Linked DNA regions of Homo sapiens: region 1 is linked to region 2. The links are chromatin contacts, found by Hi-C or POLR2A ChIA-PET in ENCODE. All regions are on one chromosome and are shown on one strand. The core of a region is the stretch at or near the end of the contact, and the rest is flanking DNA. Distances in the headings are between cores, read along the strand shown. Region 1 has its middle 84 kb from the start of GUCY1A1. Region 2 has its middle 140 kb from the start of GUCY1A1.

The links. A loop is a pair of places that touch in the nucleus more often than their neighbours do. ChIA-PET counts read pairs that join two places held with the same protein, here RNA polymerase II (POLR2A). Pooled maps may share reads with other maps.
Region 1: a map of colonic mucosa shows a loop between it and region 2 (2.0-fold over the local background). The contact joins two enhancer-like sites. A Hi-C loop is called at or near these places in 4 of 168 maps with a recorded cell type or tissue (Right ventricle myocardium inferior, colonic mucosa, heart left ventricle and 1 more) and 9 of 50 pooled maps. POLR2A ChIA-PET finds 5 or more read pairs at or near these places in 1 of 52 experiments (OCI-LY7).

What each region holds. Positions count from the first base shown.
Region 1 is chr4:155,580,375-155,585,110 of GRCh38, forward strand. No RefSeq gene overlaps it. Among named protein-coding and RNA genes, the nearest start is that of GUCY1A1, 84 kb to the right of the region's middle. Within about 2 kb of position 2,682, at least 2 of the 41 ENCODE cell types and tissues checked have a DNase peak (open chromatin) inside an H3K27ac peak, as active enhancers do.
Region 2 is chr4:155,527,705-155,532,093 of GRCh38, forward strand. No RefSeq gene overlaps it. Among named protein-coding and RNA genes, the nearest start is that of GUCY1A1, 140 kb to the right of the region's middle. Within about 2 kb of position 2,732, at least 2 of the 41 ENCODE cell types and tissues checked have a DNase peak (open chromatin) inside an H3K27ac peak, as active enhancers do.

The sequences.
Region 1 (4,736 bases), core at 1,432-3,931, 53 kb after region 2:
TGGAGAAGCTGCAGTAAGTTATCTGGAAGATCTACTAAGATAATTGGTGAAGGTGGCTACAGTACACAACATATTTTCAGTGTAGATTAAACAGCCTTCTATTGGAAGAAGATGCCGTCTAGGACTTTTATATCTACAGGAAAGTGAATGCCTCGCTTCAAAGCTTCAAAGATCAGGCTAACTTTCTTGTTAGGGGTTAATGAAACCAGTGATTTTAAATTGCAGCTGAAGTTCATTTGCCATTCCAAAAATCCTGGGGCCTTAAATAGTTATGCTTAATCTACTCTGCCCATGCTCTATAATGAAACAACAAAGCCTGGATGACAGCACATCTTTTACAGCATGGTTTATTCAATATTTTAAGCCCACTGTTGAGAACTTCTGCTCAGAAATAAAGATTCCTTCCAAAATATTAATGTTCATTGACAATGCACTGGGTCACCCAAGAGCTCTAGTGAAGATATACAAGGAGATTAATGTTATTTTCATGACTTCTAACAGAACATCTTATCTATTCTGCAGCCCATGGATCAAGGAATAATTTTGACTTTCAAGTCTTATTTAACAAATACATTTTGTAAGGTTATAGCTGTCTTGATGATGCCTCTGAAACATCTGGGCAAAATAAATTGAAAACCTCTGGAAAGGATTCACCATTCTAGATGCCATTAAGAACACTTATGATTCATGGGAGGAAGTCAAAATATCAACATTAACAGGAGTTTGGAACAAGTTGATTTCAGCCCTGATGCATGATTTTGAAGGGTTCAAGGCCAGTGGAGGAAATAACTGCAGATGTGGTGGAAATAACAAGAGAACTAGAAGTGGAACCAGAATCTCTGACTGAGTTATTGTAATCTTATGATAAAACTTGAACAGATGAGGAGTTGCTTCTTATGAATGAGCAAGAAAAGGAGTTTCTTGAGATACAATATAGTCCTGGTGAAGATGCTGTGAACACTGTTGAAATGACAATGTAAGATTTAGAATATTACATAAGCTTAATTGATACAGCATCAAGATTTGAAATAATTTACTCCAATTTTGAAATAAGTTCCACTATGGGTAAAATGTTATCTAGTAGCATCACATACTACAGAGAAATCTTTCATGAAACAAAGACTCAATCAATGAGGCAACTTCATTGTAGGTTTAAGAAATTGGCACATCCACCCCAGTCTTCAGCAACCACCACCCTGATCCATCAGCTGCCATCAACTTCAAAGCAAGACCTTTCACTAGGAAAAAGAAAACTCAGATGACTGTTAGCAGTTTTTAGCAATAAAGTATTTTTGGTTAAGATATGTCCATTTTTTTAAGATTTAATGCCATTGTGCACTGAATAGATTATAGTATAAATATAACTTATATGTGCACTGGCAAACAAAATTACTGCGATTTGCTTTATTGCAATATTAGCCTTATTGGAGTGGTCTAGAACTGAATCCACAATAGTACTGAAGTTGCCTGTAAGTATGCCATGAATTAATGAATGACCTAGACATTAATGAATAAAGCAACAATAAGAAATTCATTAAATTCACTCAAAAATCTTAAGTAACTATTGTTTAAAATATTGTCATGAAGGCAGGACAAAAGATACTATGAAAATGATAACTATTATTGTTATAAAATCTACAGGCCTCTTCCATGAACACATTATCCAGTCTCTCCCTCTTAATGCCCTAATTTTCTTTGTTAAAATATTTATTTTTCAATGTTATTTTAAACTTATTTATAATAAGCAAAATGTGAGAGTTTATCATTGTTTGTAGAAAGAAAGAAGTGCCTATAAACCATGCTTCTAACATTAACTCTTTGACCTTGTGAAAAGGGAATTCTCATGACTAATTAGTATGCACATCATCTGGAGGAGGCAAATAAAATTGTGCAGGCTGCTGTAGCAGATTGCTGTGCATAAAGGCCATTAGCTTCTAGGAAAGGATAGATTTTTCCAGTGTACCCAGGTAAAAAATATTTTTCAAACCTTGATAACTTCATCCTTTTATTCGACCTAGAGCCCATTTACCTCAAAAGTGTGTGAACCCCACCTCACAACCCCTCTCCGGAATTAATTGGGTATTCACAAGTGTTATTAAATTGATTGAATATATAGATCTTTTTCAAATGTCCTAGACAATTACATACTTTAATACCTTTGTTTTAATTTAAAATGAATTCTGTTTTTACTCATTTCCAGAGCAACCCAAGGTAACCAAAATAAATATAGGATAATAGTAATTGAATAAGAGAAAAATACATATCACTCCACTTATCTAGTGATAAACACCAGTATCACCATTGTGTAAATGTTTATAACTTCCTCCATTTTATCTGTTATGTTTGCATATTTTGCATTTCTTAATCAATTTTTAATTTTTAAAATTTTCATCTTTTTTTACTCTTATACAGATAAAATTATTTTATTTTTCATAACCATTTATGTTGACACATAACACACATACACGATACATATATTAGTTTATTTTATCAATCTTTATTTCTTGACATAGAACTTGTTTTCCACTTTTCATAATGTCACAAAATTCTCATCTAAATCCTGCACATATTTCTGACTAATCCCTCAGGATAAGAAACCAGAACTTAATAGCCAAGATTTTATACATTTTCAGGCATGTGATATCATTGCTAGGTTGTCCTCCAAAAGTGTTGTAATAGTATATGCTCCCCACCTACACTGTATGACATCATCACTTCCTGAAGCTAAACCAAGGAGATGTTATCATGTAACATGCAAAGGTTAACTGAGTTGGAATTATGTACTAATTATGATGAAAGATAATTTCTCAGAATTTCCTTAGAAAAATAGTCTTCTGTGCTTGGAAAAGGGGAAGACAGTGGCAGGAGTTTAACTTCTGACTTCGTTTGGAGGATGTTTGATTACAATGCTCTTGACTCAGAAACATAAATTGCCACAAAAGACCTTCTGTTGGCCATTAAACTGCAGAGCACAGGCAGGAAACTACGTAGCATGTCAGGCTTTTGTTTATTTAACACCGTCGGTGAGATGTACTTAGCAGTTATTATCTGCTCAGTGCTCTTCTAGGCATGAAAGCAAGGGGGAAAAATGTAGGTATGTTTCTTATTCTCAAGAATTTTATTAATTGAAGAGAAAAAATATATATGGCAGCCAAACAAGGAAATATTTGAAAAGTAACAATTGAGTTGCATGAATCAGTATAAGTTATAGTAGTCTGAGGAGAAGAGAAAACTTTGGCTTCCTTAATAAGCAATTTATGAGAAAAAATATGTAGTTTCAACACGAGATTGAAGAATGATGTAGAGGATTACAACAGGGAAAAAAGTAATACAATCTAAACAATCATAAAATGAAAGTGAGCATGGCACAACTAATTTTCACTAGATCCATTGGACAGGAATGGAAAGATTATATTGGCAAGTGTAGAAGATAATGTGGTAAGTTTTCTTAGGACAAGATAAAAACGTGCTGGATTCTAGGATAAGAAATAACTTATAAATTCAATTAAGTCAACTGAAAGTTTCTGTTTAGGGAAATAAAATGAAAAAGTCATGATTCATTTGTTCATGCAGGCATGCATAACTAATATATATTGAAAACTTGGCTGGGCTGAGGGCTCACGCTTGTAATCCCAGCACTTTGGGAGGCCAAGGCGGGGTGGATCACATGAGGTCAGAAGTTCGAGACCAGCCTGGCCAACATGGCAAAACATCGTCTCTACCAAAAATACAAAAATTAGCCGGGCGTGGTGGCATGGGTCTGTAGTCCCAGCTACCTCGGAGGCTGAGGCAGGAGAATCGCTTGAATCCGGGAGGCAGAGGTTGCAGTGAGCCGAGATCGCACCACTGCACTCCAGCTTAGGTAACAGAGGGAGACTCTGTCTCAAATAATGATAATGATAATGATAATGATAATGATAATGATAATGATAATGAAAATAAAAACCTACTATGAACTAACTAAACATTAGGACAAGAGAGTTATCTTCTTTTTTAAAGGTTTGTACTCAGAAAGCCCATGGTTTAGGCAAAATTATGCACTGAAATATTAACTTGTTGGTTTTTTGTGTATTTGTTTTTGCTGCTGAAAAATTAGAGATGAAAGCTCCTATGGGAAAGCTCCTTTTGCCTTGAAGCTCATTCTCTTAGTTCATTTGTGCTGCTAAACCAAAATACTTTGGATAATTTATAACAAAACAGAAATGAATCTTCTCACAGTTACAGAGACTGAGAAGTCCAAGAGGGAATTAGCAGATTCAGTGTCTGGCAAGGGCTCCTCTCCCTTACTGTATCCTCTCATGGTGGAAGGGGCTAAAAAGGGACAAGCACACTCCCTTTGACTACTTTTAGAAAGTACTCATCAATTCATGAGGGCAAAGCCCTCATTGTTAAATCACTTCCCCAAAAGCCCCACCTCTTCATACCATCACTTCAGGGTCTAAATTCCAACATATGAATTTTGGAGGAGCACATACATTGAGACCACAGCACTCACAATAGAAGAAAAAGTAATTTCTCCGTGGGGTAGGATTGGAGCCCCTTCTAGACTCTGTCTTTTGAAACCAGCCTGTCACATCCTCTACCCATTCATGTTCTGACCTTCTCTCAGGGGGCTCTGTCCCTTCTGAGGAGACCTGAAGTTGTCCAGTATGCTGGTTACTAAGTGGATGAATAGGTCTAATTGTCAAGATGTAAAGTATTTACTAGTGCATTTGGCCACACATCTAAAACCACCT
Region 2 (4,389 bases), core at 1,482-3,981:
GATTCTATCACAAATTTTTAAAAAATTATCCTGCTGGGCACGGTGGCTCACCCCTGTAATCCCAGCACTTTGGGAGGCCAAGGCGGGTGGATCACGAGGTCAGGAGATCAAGACCATCCTGACTAACACGGTGAAACCCCATCTCTACTAAAAAATACAAAAAACTAGTCAGGCGTGGTGGCAGGTGCCTAGAGTCCCAGCTTCTCGGGAGGCTGAGGCAGGAGAATGACGTGAACCCAGGAGGCGGAGCTTGCACTGAGCCGAGATCGCGCCACTGCACTCCAGCCTGAGTGACAGAGCGAGACTCCGTCTCAAAAAATAATAATAATAAAATAAATAAATAAATAGAAATTATCCTAAATAAATGCAGACATAAATGTTCGTGATTGGTAAAATTTAACATTGTAGAGATGCCATTCTTCTCAAATTAACTCATGAATTCAGTACATTTTCTGATAATATTTCAGAAGAAGTTTTTGAGGAACTGAACAAACTGATTCAAAGATCATATGGGCAAACAAAGGTCTGTGAGAAACAAAGATTACAAATAAGAAAGCAAAGAAAGAGAATCAACCTAAGGTGTATGAAGACATGTCACAACATCATTTTAATGGTACAAAATAAAGTGGAATACATAGTGTGGTTCCGACATGGAAACAAAAAGACAAGTGGAATGCAATATTGAGGCCAAAAGTACCGTTTGGATCAAAAGTTGGAGCATAATAGAGGTGAAATAAATCTGTTGTCATTGACAGAAATAAAAAGAGTATTTAGTAGAGAATTGTATGAGATTTTATTATATGGAGAAAAATTAAGTTACACGAAATATAAACAAAAATAAACCCTAGATGTTCTAAACTTGATAGCTAAAATTAAAAGGCTACTAGAATAAAGGAGGATATATTTATAATGGATAGCTGGGAAATATATCACTGAGAAAAAGGGGAAATCAAATAGAAAAACCAGTTGAGTCTTTACATAGATAGTACCAAAGGGGAAACTTGAGTGGCTAGCAAGTGTACAAAATGGTGAATACCATCACCAGTAGCCAGAGCAGTTAAATACCCTTTTTGACTCCTAAGATTATACAAATGTAGAAAGCTAAATTATAGTAAAATTCGGCAATTACAAAAGGAAAGGGGAATCCTCAGGCATGTCTGGTGAGAATGCAGACCAATTGAAACATTTTGGAGCTCAATCCAGCATTCCTTAATGAAGAGTGGTGTCTACCCAATGACAAATACGGTGAGAAAGCAATTTCTCACATCTCTTAAGGATATGACTATATCCTAGAGGATTCATTAAACACATTACAAGGATGAAGAGAAAATAAGAGAGACAGGACTTATGAAGACCACTAATATCAGTGAAGAGTACAATGAACTCCACTTTCAGCACCTTAAGTGCAAGTGAGAAAGGGGAAAAAGTAGAAAGAAAAAGAAATCCTATTTATAAGCATTCTTATTTGTCACTTATTTTCTTAGAGAGAATTTATATTTAAATAGAAATCAAAGTAATGATGACTTTATTCAATATTATTACTTCTGTGTTTCTCCAAGGGAGAACAAACTACTAACATCTGCATGAACTAACTGGTAATTTTCCCTATTCACCCAAAGCTGCAAAAAATTTTAAACAATCTTATAGCTCTTAGGATCTGGCTTGTAACCTCCTTTTCTCCAGGGGGCGTTATTGCACAGTGGTCATGGGGCAGGCAATCAAGTCTTAATTTTCCCAGCTGTGGTAGTTTAGGCAATTTATTCTGTTTCTCAATTTAATAGCTACGAAGTAAACATAATGGTATCTACTACATAAAATTGGAGGAAAAATTAAATCAAAGCATTTATGTGCAGGGCTTGGCATATCAACCACTACATTTAGATCTTGTTAAGAATGCCTTTACTTCCTGGATTCTTCTTAGTACTCTACCTGTCCTAGGTGGATTTATTTATCGTTATCATCATGAATCATGCAGACCTCCAAGTTTCTCTTCTTACTTGAAACAATCTTTCTTAATCTACTCTTTAAAGTTTTTTTTTTTTTCTATCTCTCGTACTTCCTAAAAATTTATCTTTTCCAGGCAGGCGTTTTGAAAACCAAATGAAGAAAAACTTTGCAGTGTTGGTGAATATTTAGCAAAACATAAAAATGAAAAATGTTTTCTGACCATAGCATACTTCATTATCAGTATAACAACATGGTAGTGGTTGAGTAAATGCAGCTCTTACTAGGAAATGCAAGGATTCCAGAAGCAGATAAGTTTTATTGCCAAAAAACCCATAAATGTTCTTTAATCTGGAAAGTATCCACATAAAACAATAGACCAGATTTTTTTGATCATTTTGTACAGTCATTTAATATTTCAAAATTAAAGCATGGAGGGAAAAAACCTCATAAGCGAGTTGAATCAAAGAGAAACAATTTATTAAGTGATTTATTTGTGAAAATAAACTTGATGATAAATATTCTAGAGGGGGAAGAATTATACTATTATTTTCAGAAACAAAAAGAGTTTAAACTTTTTTTAATGTAATAGAGTGTGGTGTGTGTATTTTATCTTTTAAAATTATAATCAACACTGATGAGTAAACACCTGAGGTACTGATTACAAGTTTCTTAACCAAACCTCATGGAGGTGGCTTTGCAAAAGTGATTCTTTCTGCTAAGTAATGTCACAGTGACTCTGAACCCCATTGGTACTATTGAATCCTGTTTGCACCATGCCATTCGTGAGAACTTTGTATTTCAGTGGGCATTGTATTTATTCATGGAAGAATACCACTGGAAATACCTGTTTTAAGACAGGATTCCTGTTGAATAAGCCATTGTGAGTATTTGTGTATAATCATTTCCTGTAGATAAATTGTCTGCTGGCAAATAAATAATATGGTCCATTTTCAAAATAAACTAGCTCGTTGTTCTGAAAAGCCGCAAGCAACATCATTTGTGTTGGAGTGTTTAAACAGGTGATATGTGCTTCCTTTAAAAAGGAGAAAACTAAAAGTGCACTATTATATTGAGCATGCAGGTTTTTTGGGTAGTATTGATTGCATATTCAGTTTTTATTCATTAGAAACTAAAACTTCCTAAGTAAGCCCACCTTTTATATTAATTGATTTTGATAACATGAATCTCTTGCAGTACCTTAAGTCCAAAATTATTATCTATTGATCTGACTCCCCCAAGTCCTGTCCATGCTCCGTGTAATATCATACTGCCTGCCCACCATTCTACGTGTACTCTCCAGACTGCCCATTGTTCCACACGTAATAATAAATGCATCTTCCAGATCTGTTTTCTCCCTTCCACCCACCAACACCGGGGCTGAGTAATAGAAGGAAGGGCCACATATTGGCCAACCCACAAATGTAGGCAAAGCTAAGGAAGCTGAACACAGGGGCGCTGTCAGAGGAAGTTTCTCCAAAGACTATTACATAGTGATGTAGGACTAAGAACTGAACCCAGGACTGATGGCATTTCAGTACTTTAAGGTGAGATCTGAGCACAGCTGCAACTTGGATTTCAGTCCTGTTCTAACTGAAATAAGTAACTAGGAAATTCTCAAGGCAGAGTGTTGGCAGGAATTCAAGCAGGTCAGCCTCCAGTTTGGGAGATCTGATAGTGGAGCTCAGGGACCCAGGCCCTTCTACTGTGGACTTCACGGGCAACGAAGTACAGAAGTGTTTAGTGGGTGGGGGGAGAGATCAACATTCTCAAATTCAGAACAAGACTGGTTTCAAGGTGACCACCAATGATGGGCCAGATAACTAGGATTACAAGTCTCTTCCTCTCCCTTGTCCACCTAAGGCTCAAGTTGTTCAAAATTCTTTTTCAAGTCTTCATTTATTTTTATATCTCATTATTTTCTACAGACGTGTGATTGTTCCACTTTTATACATAGCATATTTCCCTAAGTGTTCCATGTCATGGGTTAAATTATGTCCCTCCACAGAGAGATATTTTGAAGTACTAACCCCCAGTACCTTGGAATATGAATTTATTTGGAAATAGGGTCAGTACTGATGTAATTATTTCTGATTAGGTCATACCAAAGTCGAGTGTGCCCTAATCAAATATGATTGGTGTCTTTAGAGGAGGATGATGTGAAAATGCAAACACATAAGGAAGACAGCCATGTGAAGACAGAGGCAGAGATCAGGGCTATGTTGCCACAAGTCAAGGAACCCCTGGGGCTACCAGAGCCTGGTAGAGGCAAGGAAGGATCCTTCACTGGAGGCTTCAGAGGGAGCATGGTCCTATCAACATGTTGATTTCCAACTACTAGTCTCCAGAACCATGAGAGAGTGGATTTCTCTTGTTTCAAACCACACATTGTGTGGCATTTTGTGTTATTATTAGCTGCTGTTGTATCCTCACTGCCTGGCCTGA